Regions from separate parts of the Mus musculus genome. Here region 2 is linked to region 1. The links are chromatin loops, found by intact Hi-C in ENCODE. Cell type or tissue: left cerebral cortex. All regions are shown on one strand.

Evidence for each region. Peaks named below come from ENCODE experiments on the same cell type or tissue, not always from the same donor. Only the 100,000 strongest peaks of a DNase experiment are listed, where the experiment ranks them.
Region 2: a loop joins it to region 1, with 2.3 times the contacts of the local background. A loop is called at or near these places in 7 of 42 quality-filtered maps.

The regions. Positions count from the first base shown.
Region 1 is chr5:21,051,485-21,059,484 of GRCm38, reverse strand. Ptpn12 (protein tyrosine phosphatase, non-receptor type 12) reads left to right here and starts at 3,574. Exons shown (of 18, transcript NM_011203.3): 1 at 3,574-3,836. The coding sequence starts at 3,738. It overlaps Gm42221 (a long non-coding RNA gene), which reads right to left and starts at 3,418. Exons shown (of 4, transcript XR_880864.3): 1 at 3,014-3,418. In left cerebral cortex, a CTCF peak has its summit at 3,071; DNase peaks (open chromatin) are centred at 3,714, 4,196, 4,917, 5,734 and 1 more place; H3K4me3 peaks cover 3,509 bases; H3K27ac peaks cover 2,434 bases.
Region 2 is chr5:20,910,644-20,918,643 of GRCm38, reverse strand. The region is part of intron 3 of Rsbn1l (round spermatid basic protein 1-like); the gene reads left to right. Among named protein-coding and RNA genes, the nearest start is that of Tmem60, 32 kb to the right of the region's middle. In left cerebral cortex, CTCF peaks have their summits at 3,085 (motif pointing left) and 4,771 (motif pointing left); a DNase peak (open chromatin) is centred at 4,777.

The sequences.
Region 1 (8,000 bases):
TGCCTCCCAAGTGCTGGGATTAAAGGTGTGCGCCACCACACCCAGCGGGCATTTTTTAAAAATATTTATTTATTTATTTATTATATGTAAGTACACCGTAGCTGTCTTCAGACATTCCAGAAGAGGGCATCAGATTTCGTTAAGGATGGTTATAAGCCACCCTGTGGTTGCTGGGATCTAAACTCAGAACCTTTGGAAGAGCAGTTGGCGCTCCTAACTGCTGAGCCATCTCACCAGCCCACATACAATCTTTTTTAAAAAATAAAAGGAAATTGTCTTAAATTCTCATGGCCCTTCTAGAGGCAGCCACAGGCAATAGGTTTTGAAGTACTCTTCAGAAAGAAATGATTTCATTATACAAACATTTTACACTCATTTTAATTCTAAACAAAAGCATAAACAGTATATCCTAAATGTACCTTATTTTCCTGGCAACAAATAGAAATTTAGGACAATTCCATGTCAAAATACATAAATTGTTTTTATTTTAAAAAATAGCTTCATAGAAAGTTGTGAGTTTTGTCTTACCTTAATTGTGTGTGATGCTAAGGTTTCATGGATGGTATACAGGTGTCTATCACTGAGCTATGTCCCCAGCCCTAACTTTCATCATTTTCTATCCAGCCTTCCTGTTTATCCCATGTCAGCTGGGTTCTGTACTCTCTCCTTCCATCTAGGTCTTTGTACTTGAGCTTTGACATCTAGGCCAGTTTCCGTTGCTCCATGCACTGCTTCCTGGTAGCTCTCATTTCATCTTCCCTCTATTAATTCACAAGTTATTTTTTAAAAAGCCAGGTTATATTTTTCTCAATTTCAGTGGACTTCTAACATCAGAACCCTTTGGTGGTTGCTCATGTCCATAGTACCAAGTATGAATCCATACCTAAGTGGGCTCTTTCTGGAGACCAGTCTACTGTGGAGCCATATATGTATACAACATCTATTTAGACTTCCGCTCTGCTGCTCTCAACCTTTGTCTCACCCCTTCTCTTGCCTGGGTGTTCTCCTTCCTGTTCAAACTTAATTGTCCTGAGACTACTGGTTCTCTCCCGGCTTGCTCTGGAATGCTCTTCCCATGATGATTAGACATTTGCTCTTAACCTCTCATTTGGCATTCACAAACAATTTTTTTTTTGTCTTCTAAAGCTATATACTTCTTAGGTAAAAGAGTTCTCCTAAAACATTTTTGTATCACACACACACACCACATAGCCCTTCATATTTTGAGTGTCTCAAAAGACATGTAGATTGAAAGAAGACCCAAATATATTTAGGATAGTCTAGAATTTTTTTAAAAATACATTTACTTGTGTGGGGGAGGAGGTGGGTGCATAGAGGTCAACATGAGAAAAGTTCTCTTTTTGCGGGGAACCAGCAGGTCACCAGGCTTGGCAGAAAGCACTGAGCCATTTGATGATCTCCCAAATATATTTACAAGAGGGAAACCTGGGACGGGGAAGGGTAAAAGGGTGGCCAAGAAAGGGCTATGGGAAGATGAATATGAACAAAGGGTTGGCATGCATGTGTGAGATACCATAATCAAATTCATTATTTTGTATAATTTGTATAATTGTAATAAAAGGCTGGAGATGGCTCAGTGGTTAAGGGCACTGGCTGCTCTTCCAGAGGTCCTGAGTTCAATTCCCAGCAACCACATGGTGGCTCACAATCATCTGTAATAGAATCTGATGCCATCTTCTGGTGTGTCTGAAGACAGAGACAGTGTACTCATATATATATAAAATCTTTTTTTTAAATATATGTATTTATTTTATGTACTCATATACATAAATCTTTTTTAAAATATTTATTTTATGTACTCATATACATAAAATAGATCATATGGAAAAAATATGCCCTACAAAACACTAGGGCAAATGAGACCCAGCCTGTTACCCATGAGACTGCCAATAGTTGGTATAAAGCACACACGTATACTGTTTGCTAATCACTAACTGGTTTTTACATTCTTGGCTATATCAAAAGTGTAGGTGATCACTGTGGCCCATGTCTATGCTCCCAGCACTTGTGAGGCTGAGGCAGGAAGACAGCCATGCCAGCCTGGGTTACTGAGTGAGACCCTGGCTGAGAGAACCCAAAATATAGAGACATAAATAAAAGTTAAAGCATTTCTGCCATTTACCTATTTGTCCCCATCGAGCCTGAATCTTTTGCTTACATTCAGTGAAATTTAGCCTGTGTAGTGGGTTAAATTACTACAGACACTCCTTTCAAAAGTTTATTTTAGTATGGAAAGCATCTCTTGAAATGCTTTGAGAGAAGTGAGTTGGTACATATCAGATGCATTATTTCCTGTATTTTATTTTAAAGTGTAACTGTATATTGCTACTCACATGTGTTGTCTTCGATTTTCTTTTTAATTAAATTTCACAGTGCGGCCAAATATCGGTTTAGGAAATGTTTCCTGCATTGATATTTCCTATCTTAAGCATATTTCCTGGCAGCCTGTTCTGTGAAAACATGTTTTTTGTTTGTGGGTGTAGGTGACCAAAGTCAGTCCATGGATCAAATCCCTCAGTTGTGCAACTGTGTACTACTACAAACTCTCGTCCTTTCGAGAAAAAGTAAAAGTTAGAGTCAAAGTAAAAGAACCTGCGTTTTAGTTCTGACTCCACATGAACATGTTGGGGGGGTGAACTTTGGACAAATCATTTCTATTTATGAAAGGACAGATTGCATCAGCACGCTCTCTGTCTGCTAAGAGTCACAAATTCTATTCTACGAAAGAATGTCACCCATTCAACTCTGAAACCGTGAGAATTTAAAGATAGGAAGCAATATTGTCTTCCTCTTGGCAAAAAAAGGTGCAATGAGAAAGATGCATTACGAATTAAGAGCTTTCCCTCACTGGGATTAGAAAGATTGCGAAGAGTAAACCCTTTCACTCTGGAAACTATTGGCTTCTCCTAGCCAAAGTGCCAAAGCCTTGGGAGACCCTCACCAAGGCATTCGTAAAGCGAAGGTGAAGGCTCTACTACAGTTCCCAGCATACCTCTGTCCCACCCTGCTCCGGGCACTCCTGCAGGCGGGTCTTGTAGTCCCAGCCCGCGGCCGGCAGTAGCGCTGAAGCACTTTTGGAATCAGCTTTCCCTCCCCGCCAAACCCGGAGGCCGCAAGCCCCATCTGAAGTTTACTGTCTGACCCACTGGGCTTGGCCGGGCTTCCAGACGTAGGACGTCCACCAGAAGCCAGCCTCACCGCAGCGAGCGGCGAGCGCCCTAGGAGAGGGCCACGCCCCGGAAGCGGCTTCCAGCCACTCAGAGCGGGCGGGGGCGGGCCCGGGCGGGCGTGCGGGGGCGGCTGGGTCTTCGCTCTGGGGCGGGGCCGCCGTACGAGCCCGCGCGTCTGGGTGGCGGCGGGGGCGCGCCCGTGGGGAGAGGCGGCTGCGGCTGCTGGTGGGGGGTGGGGGGGGAGGCAGAACCGGGAAGGGGGCAGGGCGAACTGAGAGCCGTGTTCCTGAGGCGGCGGCGTCTCGGACTGAGGAGGGCGGGGAAGGAGGATGGGGCAGGCTGGGGGTTGGGGCCGGCGCTAGCCCGCGGCTCGCCTCGTAGTAGGGGAAAGCGACGCTGCTCTTTAAGTTGCGCGGGGAGCCCGGCCGGTGCCGCCGCAGCCGCAGCCGCCTGGCGCGGCGGGGAGGGAGGGCGGGCCGGAGCGAGCTGGGGAAGACGGAGCGGGCGCTGCGGCGCGCGGGCGGGCGGCGGGGGGGACGCGGGAGGATGGAGCAAGTGGAGATCCTGAGGAGGTTCATCCAGAGGGTCCAGGCCATGAAGAGTCCGGATCACAATGGGGAGGACAACTTCGCCCGGGACTTCATGGTGAGTGTCCGTTCTCGCCGGCGCCTCGTGTCGCCAGCCGCCGAGCTCCCCTCGCCTCTCCCGGTCGGTCGGGGCTGCCAGCGCTTTGTGTGCGGTGCGAGGACAGGCGCGGGGCGCGCGCCCAGCCGCGAGCGCCGTCGGCGAGCTTGCGGGAGGCGAGGTCACCCCCGCCCCTCAGCCTCTCTTTTCCGCGGCCGCTACCTGCGCTCCCCGGCCCAGCCCGCTCCGGCCCCGCCGCCCGCGACTACCTATTGTCTCCCCGGCCGGGCGGCGGCGGCTGGAGTGCGGGCTCGCCTTCCCACGCCTGCCTTCCCCGCCTGCCCCTCCGGGGAGGGTCGAGGCGAGCTGTCTGGCTGCGGCCAGCGGAGCGGCTCGAGGCTGCCGGAGAGCGAGGGTGTAGAGCATTAACTCGCTGGGTCCCTGTACGGATGCCGGCCTTGGTCCGAGTGGACGGCAGGACGACTCCGTGTCTGGGTTCACAGTTATTAGCTCAGCGCTTGCCAGAGGCTTGACCATAAGGAATCTCATGGTTTACCTGATCTCCATTTATCTGGTCAGGTTTCTTTTCGTCCTGAGACCCAGGTTTGAGGTGGCTGTGAGGCCAGTGTGACTTTAGATCGAAAAGGGAGGGGGATATCAGTGTGGATGGGGGTTATCCTGAAGGAAGCTCACTCCGGACTTGAGGGGATATTGCCGAAGCCGGAGGGGATGTGACTATCACTTCCTATCCGGGGTGGGGGTGGGGAAGCTGGGAACAATAGTCATGGTAGGGTGGAGGCGACTATATGGGCTGAAGCCCTGGGAGATAACCTTCCCGTCCCCCCTTTTCCGCCACCCCCCTTTCCGCCCTCTGCTTGTGTAGGCAGGCTTGAGTGAGTGGAGGTGGGGGTTAAAAGTCTAGTATGTGAAATTTCTCTAGGTGCATAATTGGAGAGAGGGTATCAATTCCGAAGGCGTGGGACCAGAAGCTGACTTCCTACATTACCCCCTCCTCGCTCCTTTTATTTTTCTGTTGGACAATGTTCCCTCTAGGGTTGTTTCCCGGCTTTGGAGGCGGTGGTTGCGGCTGCTGCTCCTACGGATGTTGCGCAAGACTGGGGCGTTGTAAACCCTGGAGGTCTGGGGAATGGAAAAGGAAATGGGACTTTGGGAAGTCCTTCGCTCTTTAGCGGGGGTTGGGAATAGCAAATGAACTAGGGAAAATTTTGCTCTGGACAAGGTGCACTTCTAAGAATAATCAGTTCATCTGAAATTTGGTTATGAAAAGCCATATGCAGTTGAGGTCTATAAAAATGAGTGGCTACGAAACATTTGCTAGTTTTTATTTAAAGTGCAAATGAAGTGATTTTTAGTACTGAAGTGGGTGTTCACATTTTAAAGAGATTTCTGTCTAGTAAAACTTTAGTGTTAAAATTGTTAATGGCTTGAAAAGTAGACTGTTAGCCTTGCACAGTATTAGTAGTATTGTGGGGTTTTGTGACTTCCACCTTGCAGTTTTATAAAAATAGAAAGTAGGAACAAGATACAGTGAGGACTGAAAATGTAGATCAAAGTCCAGTTATTCCTTATTTTAAACATTTTCTGATATTTAGATGATGTTTTGGAAAAAGTACTTTTCTTCTTACCATCGAATTTTGATGGTTAGTATCTGTTGAATGATATCATTTGCAAACATTGGAAAGAGCCCTCCTTTTACTACTCTATAGTAAATGTAGAAGAAAACAGTTCATTGAGGGTGTGTAGAACTAGTGGCTTGTCATAGAAGGGGCCTTGTGGCCCTGGCTGTTGGTCGAATGCTTGCTATCTTGCTGTCCTGGACATACTCTGTCAAGGATCATTGTTAGTGCAGGCCATCCGGACAGGTGCCCAGTCCCTGCACTTTTGGACAGGGGATCTAGTCTTGGGGTTCATGCTTTGGGGATGACTCAGGGATTCCTATTGGAGATGTCATGTCCAAGGACCAAATGTGTTCCCATTCTTCCATAATACCAAAGTATAGCTAGGTAGTTCTACATGAGAGATTTGATGACTAAGGCTATTATTCTTTTATAGGGCTTGCTTTTTTAATTTCCTAACTTGATAAGCAGTAGCTATAATTATGATTGTTGGCAGTTGCCTCTGTTTTTTTCCCTTGACTAGAAGGCTGGAAAGAACTGTCCTCTGTCATGGAAAGAGAATCAAAGATGATCACATAAATTCTAACTTTTGTTATTAAATTCTGAAGTGGATTTTAAAATCCATTTTAAAAAAGAGATGGTGACATTTTTGGAAAGTATGTCGACTGAAATCACTGTTGAAATGGTGTCACATGAAGCTGCCAGTCCACTGATGCCTGAACTATTTCATCATGTAAATAATTTCCATGCCTCCCTTTTATAATAAACGAATGATGCCTAAACTGACAGCCATTGTCTCTGACCTTTAGTTTCACTGAACTGTTACAAATATTTCCAAATAAAATGTTGTAAATGAAAAAAAAGAAAGAAATTAAAATCTTATGAAAATTCAGAATCAATAAAGATGATTAAGTGGATCTCCAAAAAGAAACACAGTCAACATCAAAATAAAATTAAAAGTCAAAAAAAAAAATCCATTTTAAAACCTTAACATTGTAGAACTGAGTCTTAAAAGGTAATATCACTATTATAACTATTTCATTATAAAGTAATAGTTTCAAAATTGCAAATTATAGAATATAATTATTAACAGTAATGATATAATTATAATGGTAATACTTTATATTTGGGTGATTGGATTGGGCATCCATACTGTGGCCCTATTTTAAGGATGGAGCTACTCCCATTCTCCCTATATCTATGTTTATAATAGGTCTATGTCACAATAAGTACATATATTTGCCTTTGTAAGTAGTTAGAAGTTTCTGTTTGTTTTGTTTCTGAGGGGCAGGGAGCTGAACTCACTCAGGACCCAGGCTGTCCTTGAACTGGTGTCAGCCCTGTCTCCGCCTCCCTAGTACTGGCTGGGATGAAAGGTATGAGCTGCCATACCTGTGCTATGTTCTTGTCTTTTGGGTTTTTTTAAGCTTAGATTTTGGTGTCTTTTATTACAGCTACTTTTTAGGAATAACTTAAGCATGTCACAATGTGACTATTATAGTTAAACTATTGGCTTGTATTTCAATATTTGTTCTATTGTACTTTTATATACTTTGATTGACATGAATAAAGCCTCTGCATTGTTTATTCCTAATATATTTTTACAAGAAGTACACAGTCAGAGGATACAAAACATATGCTTGCAACTTTAAAAAGTTACTTTATACAATAGTCAGTAATGTATAGGTGTGTGGGTGTGCGCATATATATGTATATATATAATTATCTTGGTTTTTATTTAGTGGTTTAGAAATTGTATCTTGTTTGCTTTGGATTTTTTTTTTCTAAAAAGACAAAAAAGAGTTTTGTCTTTTCCAGTCTGGATCTAATACAGCCTAGGCCAGCCTTGAACATGCTGTGTATATTAAGCTCACCTAGGACTCTGGATCCTCTTGCCTCTACCACTCAGAGGCTAGAATAATTTGTCACTATTCGTGACACGAATTTCTTGTTTACTATTAATGATAGATGATTGTCTGCCTCCATAGGCATGTGGTAGTCTTTTCATGTAATTCCAGCAGACAGGAGATGAGGCAGGGAGATTGTGAGATTGAGACAAGCCCAGCTTATGTGAGAGCTGTGATCCTGTCCTAAAGATGGACGGAGGAAGTAGGAAAGAAGGAGTTAACTAGAGCTTATTCTTCTTGGCCTTGGCCTGTTGTACCTGTTCTCTCAAAAGGAGAAACCTAGGCACCAAGGTTTTGTGGCCAGGCACATTGTACTTGACATGCTAATTTTGCTAATAAAATGAACTAATTTATGACAGGTCTGGATCTTGATCTTTACTCTCAACTTTCAGACTAAGATCATGGTACACATCAGTATTTCACAATTAGGCTTTGTCTTTTATTTTCATTTATGTGTATGGCTATTTTGCCTACATGTATGTCATTGTACCACATGCATGTCTGATGTCCAGAAGATGGTGTCAGTTCCCTGGAACTGGAGTTATAATTGTGAGTTGTCACTGGGTACTGGGAATGGAACCCCAGATCCTCTAGACTAGCCAATGCCCTTAATAGAGTCTGAAACAACTCTTGAGCCCTCA
Region 2 (8,000 bases), 140 kb after region 1:
GTATTTATATTTAATTGTAGGCTTGCTTATGGTTTTAGAGCGTAGTCTATGATTCATGGTGGGAAATGAAGTGGAAGGGATGCATGGAAGGCAGGCATGTTCCTAGAGCAGTAGCTGAGACTTTACATCAGATCCACAAGCAGGGCACAGAGACTGGGCCTGGCTTGAGCCTTTGAGATCTCTTAGGGACACACCTTCTCCAACAAGATCAGACCCCTTAATCCTTCCAGAAGAGTCCACCAGCTGGGAAACATTGAGATCTGAGCCTGAAGAAGGAGCCATTCTCATTTAAACTGCCACAATACTCTAAGCTCATTTCCATTTCCTAATCTTTTCTACAGAAAATTATTTTAGAAACCAGAGACAAAACTGAGTTTTCACCTTTTAAAAGTTGATGTGGCGCCCACCTAGAGCCAGTGTCTTGTAAGGGGTCAGGTGCCCTGGAACTGAAGATACAGACAGCTGTAAGCTGCCATGTGGGTGCGTGTGGGTGCTGGGGAGTGAATCCAGGGCCTCTGGAAGAGCGGCCGGTGCTCTTAGCCTCCGAGCCATCTCCCTAGTTCGATTAGTTTTTAAAATTTTTTTTCTGGTAGTGACTGATCTAACATTCTAGCTTATGGGGAAGATACAGTAAAATCTCAGATTGTGGTGAACTTTTCTCCTAATGTTTCTCAACTAAGGTGAGATTAGCTAACAGACTAGAGAGAAGTAGTTTATTTTAGGGTTGTCAGCACTGCTAGGAATAGAACTAAATATAATCCTCATTTCTGGCTTTTCTCCTTGCTCTGGTATATTCCTTCAGTTGATGCTCAAGATACACTTTCTACCTGAAAAATACTATATGTTCAAGATATAGTTTCCATCCCTAGTTCCTAGTAGCATGTTTGGTGTGTATTCTGCAGCATACAGTAGCATGGAGAATAACAATATTTAAATTTTAATGTATGTGTATGAAGGTTATTCCCTAATGTAGCATATTTGAGAATTGGAAATGAAATGTTTTTAGAATGATAAGGTAGCAATAGAACATTCATTACTAGCCAACCCATTTATTTTATTTCATTTTCTCTTACTAAGAGTTTAGGAAATTTCAAAACTAAGAAATCAAATCAAATAAAAAGGTGTAGATAACTGAGACTGTTGTCATTTAGAGTGGGAGTAGCTTTGGGCTCATGAAACCCCATGAGTCCAAAAGATAGCACAGTAGAAAGTGAGCATACGTTCTTTTTCTTTCGAGATTTGTTTATTTTATGTATATGAGTACACTGTAGCTGTACAAATGGTTGTGAACCATCTTGTGGTTGCTGGGAATTGAACTCAGGACCTCTGCTCGCTCCGGCCCCTGCTCACTCTGGCCGGTGAGCACACTTTCTTAGATCAGTTCTATTTCTAGTCTCTTGTTCTTCCAATAAGAGCTGTTCTGTTTTTGTTGTTGTTTGTTTATTCTGAAATAGGAACTCATGAAACATGGGGTGGCCTACCTGGTTTCTCATAGCTAGCTAAGGTTGGGATTAAATTCCTGGGTGCCTTGCCCTACCTCCTGATTGCTGGAGTTACACGTGCTTAGCACATCTAGTTTTAAAAGCTGCGTTTCTTAACCTTATTCCTTCTAGGAATTGATTCCTCTTTCCCTAAATCTTTTAGTGAAGGATAGAGTGTACATGGAAAAGTATGCACATTAGAGATGAATATTCAGAAAGTGAGCAGACCCATTCAGTTCAAAACTGAAAGTGACTAGAGGGCTTTCTTGAACTAGTCTTTAGCACTATCTGCTAACCCCAAGTCCTAACACATAAATATGTACAGTTTTATGAAACTATTATCTCATGTGTATGTGTGTGTAGAGTGTGTATGTGTACTGTGTGTGTGTGAAAGAGCCTGTGGAGGTCAGAAGAGGCTGTTGAATCCCCCGAGCTAGTTGGACATGGCTGTGAGCTGCAGTGTGGGTTCTGGGACTTGAACCCTAGTTCTCTGAAAGAGCAGTGAATGCTCTTAACCATCAAGCCATTTCCCAGCCCACACATAAACATCCAGGTAACTAACCATTATACTGAATTAAAACAAACATTTTTACATATTTTGAACTCAGATTTTTGAAGTCATTTAATGATACATATATTGTTACCCTTTTCCTTATAATATTGTTTATGGCATCCGTCTTGTAGATAGCAATGTTTGTTTTCTTACTGTTTGTAATATTCCACTGTAGGAATGTGCCATAATTGTCCTGATTACCTACTATAAGTGGACATTTGAGTTGTTTTTCTTTTGGTGTTATTACAGCAGGGCTCTGTGAATACTTTTGTTCATGTGCTTAATGTGCACATGTATTTTTGTTAAGGTATACCTATCATTTGACTATTAGTAAGAAAAAGTGCACAGATATTTAGTTTTGATAGATTAATGACAGTTTTTAAAAAACTCTTGATATCAGTTTCTCTTACAGTCAGCGTGGACCATACTTTTGGTCCATCTTTTTTCATTTAGCCATTGTGGGGACTCACAGTACTATCTCTCTGTAGTTTAATTTAAATTTTTCTGATGACTGTGTGCCAGGCACCTTTTAAGTATTGTTGTATAGTTATATACTGTCTTTGGTACAGTTTTGTTCTACTCTTTTGCCCATTTTTTTTTTAAACTTGCTTTTTTCCTAACTAGTATCTTAAATAAAAAATAAATTGTAGATCAGTCTTTTTGTTCAGCCAAATAATATTCACTTGGTGTCCTGATTTATCATTAATAATGGCTTTTGATGCCTAAGAGTTAAGTTTAATCTAAAATATAATTTTTCTCAATTATGACTAATGTATTTTGTGTCCTATTTTAAAAATCTTTGCCTACCCCAAAGACAATGAAATATTCTTCTGAATTTTCTTCTGGAAGCTGCTTTTTCTTGCACGTTTAAATCTAAACTTCATCTCAGATTGGTTGCATAGCAGGATATAAAGAACAGGATTTGGGCTGGAGAGATGGCTCAGCAGTTAAGAGCACTGACCTCTTCCAGAGGTCCTGAGTTCAGTTCCCAGCCACCACATGCATGGTGGCTCACAACATCTGTAATGGGATCTGATGCCCTCTTCTGGAGTGTCTGAGGACAGCTACAGTGTACTCTTCGCATATATAAAATAAATAAATAAAATCTTAAGGGCATGCCTGTGATCTGAGTCCTCAGGAGGCTGAGGCAGGAGGATTACCAGTATCAAAATTAGCATGGCTGCATAGTGTAACTCTGTTTTTAAAAATTCAGAGCGTAAGCAAGGTTGATAGTTGTAAACACAGCAGGCATGCAGAAGACTTAGCATGAGCTGAAGAGATGCCCACTCCTTGGCACACTATATTTTCTCCTTGTTGGTGAGCCAGTTGATCATACATGTGGGTCACTTCCTGGGCTTTTATTCTATTGTTCTTTTTATTATTAATCACCAGGGAAACACATTCCAAACCATGGATCCATTTCACTCCATTTAGAATGGAACAGGGCCTGAGAGATGGCTTATTGGGTAAGGACCCTTGCCATGAAGTCTCAAAAACATGAAGCAAAGGAGAGAAGTGTTGGCCCTGGACTGCCACATGCATGCTGTGGGGCATATTCCTCTTCCACCTTCAAGTAAATATGTAAACGTAACTTAAAAGTATGTGTTTTTCTTTTAAACCTTAAAAAGTACAATAATGGCTATTATAAAACAAAAGGCAACAAGTACTATTGAAGACAGAGTAAAGAAAATCCTTATGTACTATTGGGGAAAACGTTATTAGCAGTGCCATTAGTTAAACTGTGGTATGGAATTCCTTAAGTATGTCAAAGTGAAGCCCTTGTTTTCACCTCGTGTGGTCCTGTGGCCCCACAGCTCAGGCGGTATATCTGAAGGAGAGTGTGGTAAGTCTCTGCACTGATCTGTATTCTAGCATTGTTTACGATAGCTGAGAAAGGATAGAGAAATACAGACGTGCTATAAATGAAGTCTGTCATTTACTAAAGCATTACATTCAGTGAAATAAGTCAGGCAGATCGGCCCCACAGGCCTCTTGCCTGGAACCTAAAAAGTTATTCTCAGAAGCTGAGTGTAGAAAGAATGGTGGTGAGCAGTGGTAAGAATACTGGACAAGGAATGTGGTAAGGGTCAGTCAGAGAGAACGTTACAGTTGGCTAGGGTTAAGAAGAACTTGCATGGGGCTGGAGAGATGATGGCTCAGCAGTTAAGACTTCTGGCTGCTTTTCCAGAGGTCCCAAGTTCAATTCCCAGCAATCACATGGTGGCTTCTAATCACCTATAATGTGATCTGATGCTCTCTTCTAGCATGGGGGTGTATATGCAGATAGAGCACTCATATATATAAAATAAAGTGCTTGCACATATCTAATCTATTAGAGGCAGGTATCAGAGGCTGTAATTGGGAAAGTATATTTTTCTGTCATTAATTAAAAAGTGAATTTTATTGAACTTATGGCTATTTTAAAAATATAATGAATAAAGTGGCTGAGGAGCTGTCTTAGGCCTTAAGGCGCTTGCTGTGTAAGCGTGAGGACCTGAGCTCTGTCTCTCGCAACCATGGTGGCAGCACACTCCTGTAATTGTAGTCCTGGGGACGGGCGCGGAGACAGGAGGATCCTGAGCAGTTAGCAAGCCAGTCTGGCCAGATTGAAAAGTCCAGCTTCTGTGACAGGTAAAGAATGATTATGACTGAGGTAGACCCCTCCTCCCTCCGCCACTTTTCTATCATTCGTTACCATTCTTCTGTTTGAAAGTATGTGCTAAATATGGCATGGAATGGCTCCCCCTTGTGGCACTTTCCTTTATGTCCATGGAGGTTAGATTGCATCAGTAAGAATGTGATGACCAGGGAGATAGCAGGTAAAGCGTCTTAGTTAGGGTTCTATTGCTGTAAAGAGACACCGTGAGCAAGGCAACTCTTATAAAGGACAACATTGAATTGAAGCTGGCTACTGGCTCTGAGGTTCAGTCCATTATTTATTATCCTGGAGGAAAGCATGCCAGTGTCCAGGCAGGCATGGTGCTGGAGGAGCTGAGAGTTCTACAAGGCAAACAGAAGACTGTCTTGGGGCAGCTAGTAGGAGGGTCTCAGTGCCCACTCCCACAGTGACAGACTTCCTCCACCAAGGCCATACTTCCCAGTAGTGCCACTCCCTGGGTCAAACATATTCAAACCACCATAGGAAGGCATGCAAAGCTTGATCCCTGGCACCTACCTACATGTTTCAAGGAGAGTCAGCTCCCATGGGTTGTCCTGTGACTCCACGGTGCATGCTTGTATGTACCTTGGCATATTTACATATATTCTAATCCCTGCCCCAAATTCCCCTTCCCTTCCCACAGACATACACACACTAAAGTAATGTGATGAGCAACCCACTTACTGAAAGTAAGGCACTATTCCCTCAACAGAGCATTACTGAGACACAAGGTCCTCTGCCGTACTCTGCTGGCCTGAAGATCCAGCATTTAACCTATACGTCTGTTTACTCTAAATTGAGCTGATAGACAAGTTTAAATGTGTGTGTCTTTATGGATTACTATTCAGAAGAACTTTTAATGTCTTGGGGTGTTGATAGGGGCACCGAAACAACTACAGATAAACAGATTTTGAAATAAAAAATACTTTTTGCATTCCTAGACCAAATACGGTTTATTTGCTATGAGCATACATGGGAACCTCTAATGCAGAAAGGTTTTTCTAAAATTACTTGATTATAGAAATGTAGTTTCAAGGAATATACTTTGGGAAATAACAGGTTGTCTCTTGTAAGCTATTTTTCATGTTCTAAACCCTCATCGTTTTGCCCTCCTGTTGGAGTGATCTTTCTATGCAACACAAACAGCCTTGAGTCTTAGGAGCTCTCTGTTCCTGATCTCCTTTTACAGCAGGTGCAGTTTTGTTATGTGTCGTGCAGGTGTTACAGGGGTTGCTCTTTTACCTAAAGACTGTATGAGCAGAGATTAATAGCTTTGTAGTTCAAGTGTAAGTAATTCCTTTTATTTATCTAATATTTCAGATATTTTGTTAGTCTTTTTTAGAAACAATATAGGAGGGAAGTAAAAGGGCAGCATTGATAATCTTAGCTTTTTAGAGGGAGACTTCAGGGGAGAGTTAGATTGAGCATGGTCGGGTGGGGCCTGAACTGGGAGGTTTGCATATTTGCATGCTAGACACTCTACCAGCTGAGTTTCGTCCTGCATTTCATTTGTATTTTTAAATGAGTTAAGATGCCCAGCATTAGGCTGGAGAGATGGCTCAGCAGATAAGAGCACTGACCACTCTTCTAGAGGTCCTGAGTTCAATTCCCAGCAACCACATGGTGGCTCACAACTATCTGAAATGGAATCTGATGCCGTCTTCTGGTGTGTCTGAAGATAGCAACAGTGTATTCATATAGATTAATAAAAGTAAAAAAGTGCTCATCATTTTTTATCTGTTCATGTTATATGTCTTCGAAATGGCACCGTGTAAATACAGATTTTTGCAAATATGACTATGTGTATCATTCTTGTCTTTATGCTTTTTTTGAGATCTATCTACCCCCTGCCCAAATATAGAGGAACTATAGAGATAGATTTTAGTAAAGATGCAGTCTTCACGGAACATGTACACTATACCTTACCTCTGGTTTCTGTCCCTGTGTGGTCTTAGTGATGTGACACAACTCCCTAGAGCTGCTGCAGCTGTGCCTGCCTGCTACTTGTTACTACTCCTCCCCCATTCCAGATCTGTGCGCCTTATTCTTTTGATGTGATCTGAAAGACTTAGAACTGTGCCTGAAGTAGGAGTACCTATCTACAATGGGGGAGCTACAGTCTTGTGACATTTCTTTTAAAAATATTTAGACTCCTCTGATCCTTACCTTTTCCTTTCTTGGGTCAGTCATAGTAGGGACTATCATGGGTGGTTTTTAGAGAATCGAGGTTTTATTTTCATGTTGTATTATTTAACTTTACTGTAGTGAGTAAATTTTGAATGTCACATTGTTACAATAAAATGGGGGTCACTAAAATCAAGAACCATGTCTATTTTTATGAAAAGCACATGCATTTTGTTGTTTATTTGCTGTTCGTATGTTTTTACTAAGAGGTAAATACTTTTTCACCTTGAATAAATACATCATTGTTAATATTTTATCATGGTCAAAACTTCAAGTGACTTTTTCTACCTAATCCTAATTTCCTATGGATTTGTCTGGTGGGTTAAATGTTGCACTTCTTCATTTTAGGTTGGATTAATAAAGCATTTTAATCAGTGAAGTGATCATTGTCATTGAAGCAGCCAGCTCCAGTCAGATCAGTTGATACAGTAGAATAATGATACCTTTTGCACTGTTAGTCCTAACAAGTTTTACCCATTTTTTTTTGTTAATGATACATTAATTCATTTATAAACACACAGATATTACTTTACAAGGGCTGAGTATTAATGTTTTTAATAATTCTGGTTTTCTGTTATTAGCCATTGTCTTTTAAAACTTACCACTGGTTAGCAACGCTCTCTCCCTTTTTCAGCTGGCCTCAAATTCCTAATGCTCTCTCTGTTCCACCTCCAGGGCTGGGTTATGGATCTGTACCTGGCTCAACCTCTGCCCCCTTTGTTTTTTGAAAGATCTTATTATGTAGCTTTGGCTGCCCTGGAAACTGCTATCTAGACCAGGCTAGACTCAAACGCATAGAGATCTGCCTGCTTCTGTCTCCTAAGTGCTAGGATTAATGGTACGCACCACCACATCCAGCCTTCTTCCTCTTTTCTGTGGAGTGGAAATAGTTACCTGACTATAAAAACATTACATGACAGTGGTGTAGAAGACAACGTTTTACTTTATTAGAAAGAGAAATTATTTCAAATATATTACATTTACATACTAGCTAAATTGACTTTAGACAGTGTTCTTTACTGGTGTCTTTTGAATAAGGCATTTAATTCCTGCATTTAGGACAAAAAGCTCATTTGACTTTGCTATTCAGGTGTATTAATCAAACTCATGTCTTTGGGAAAGC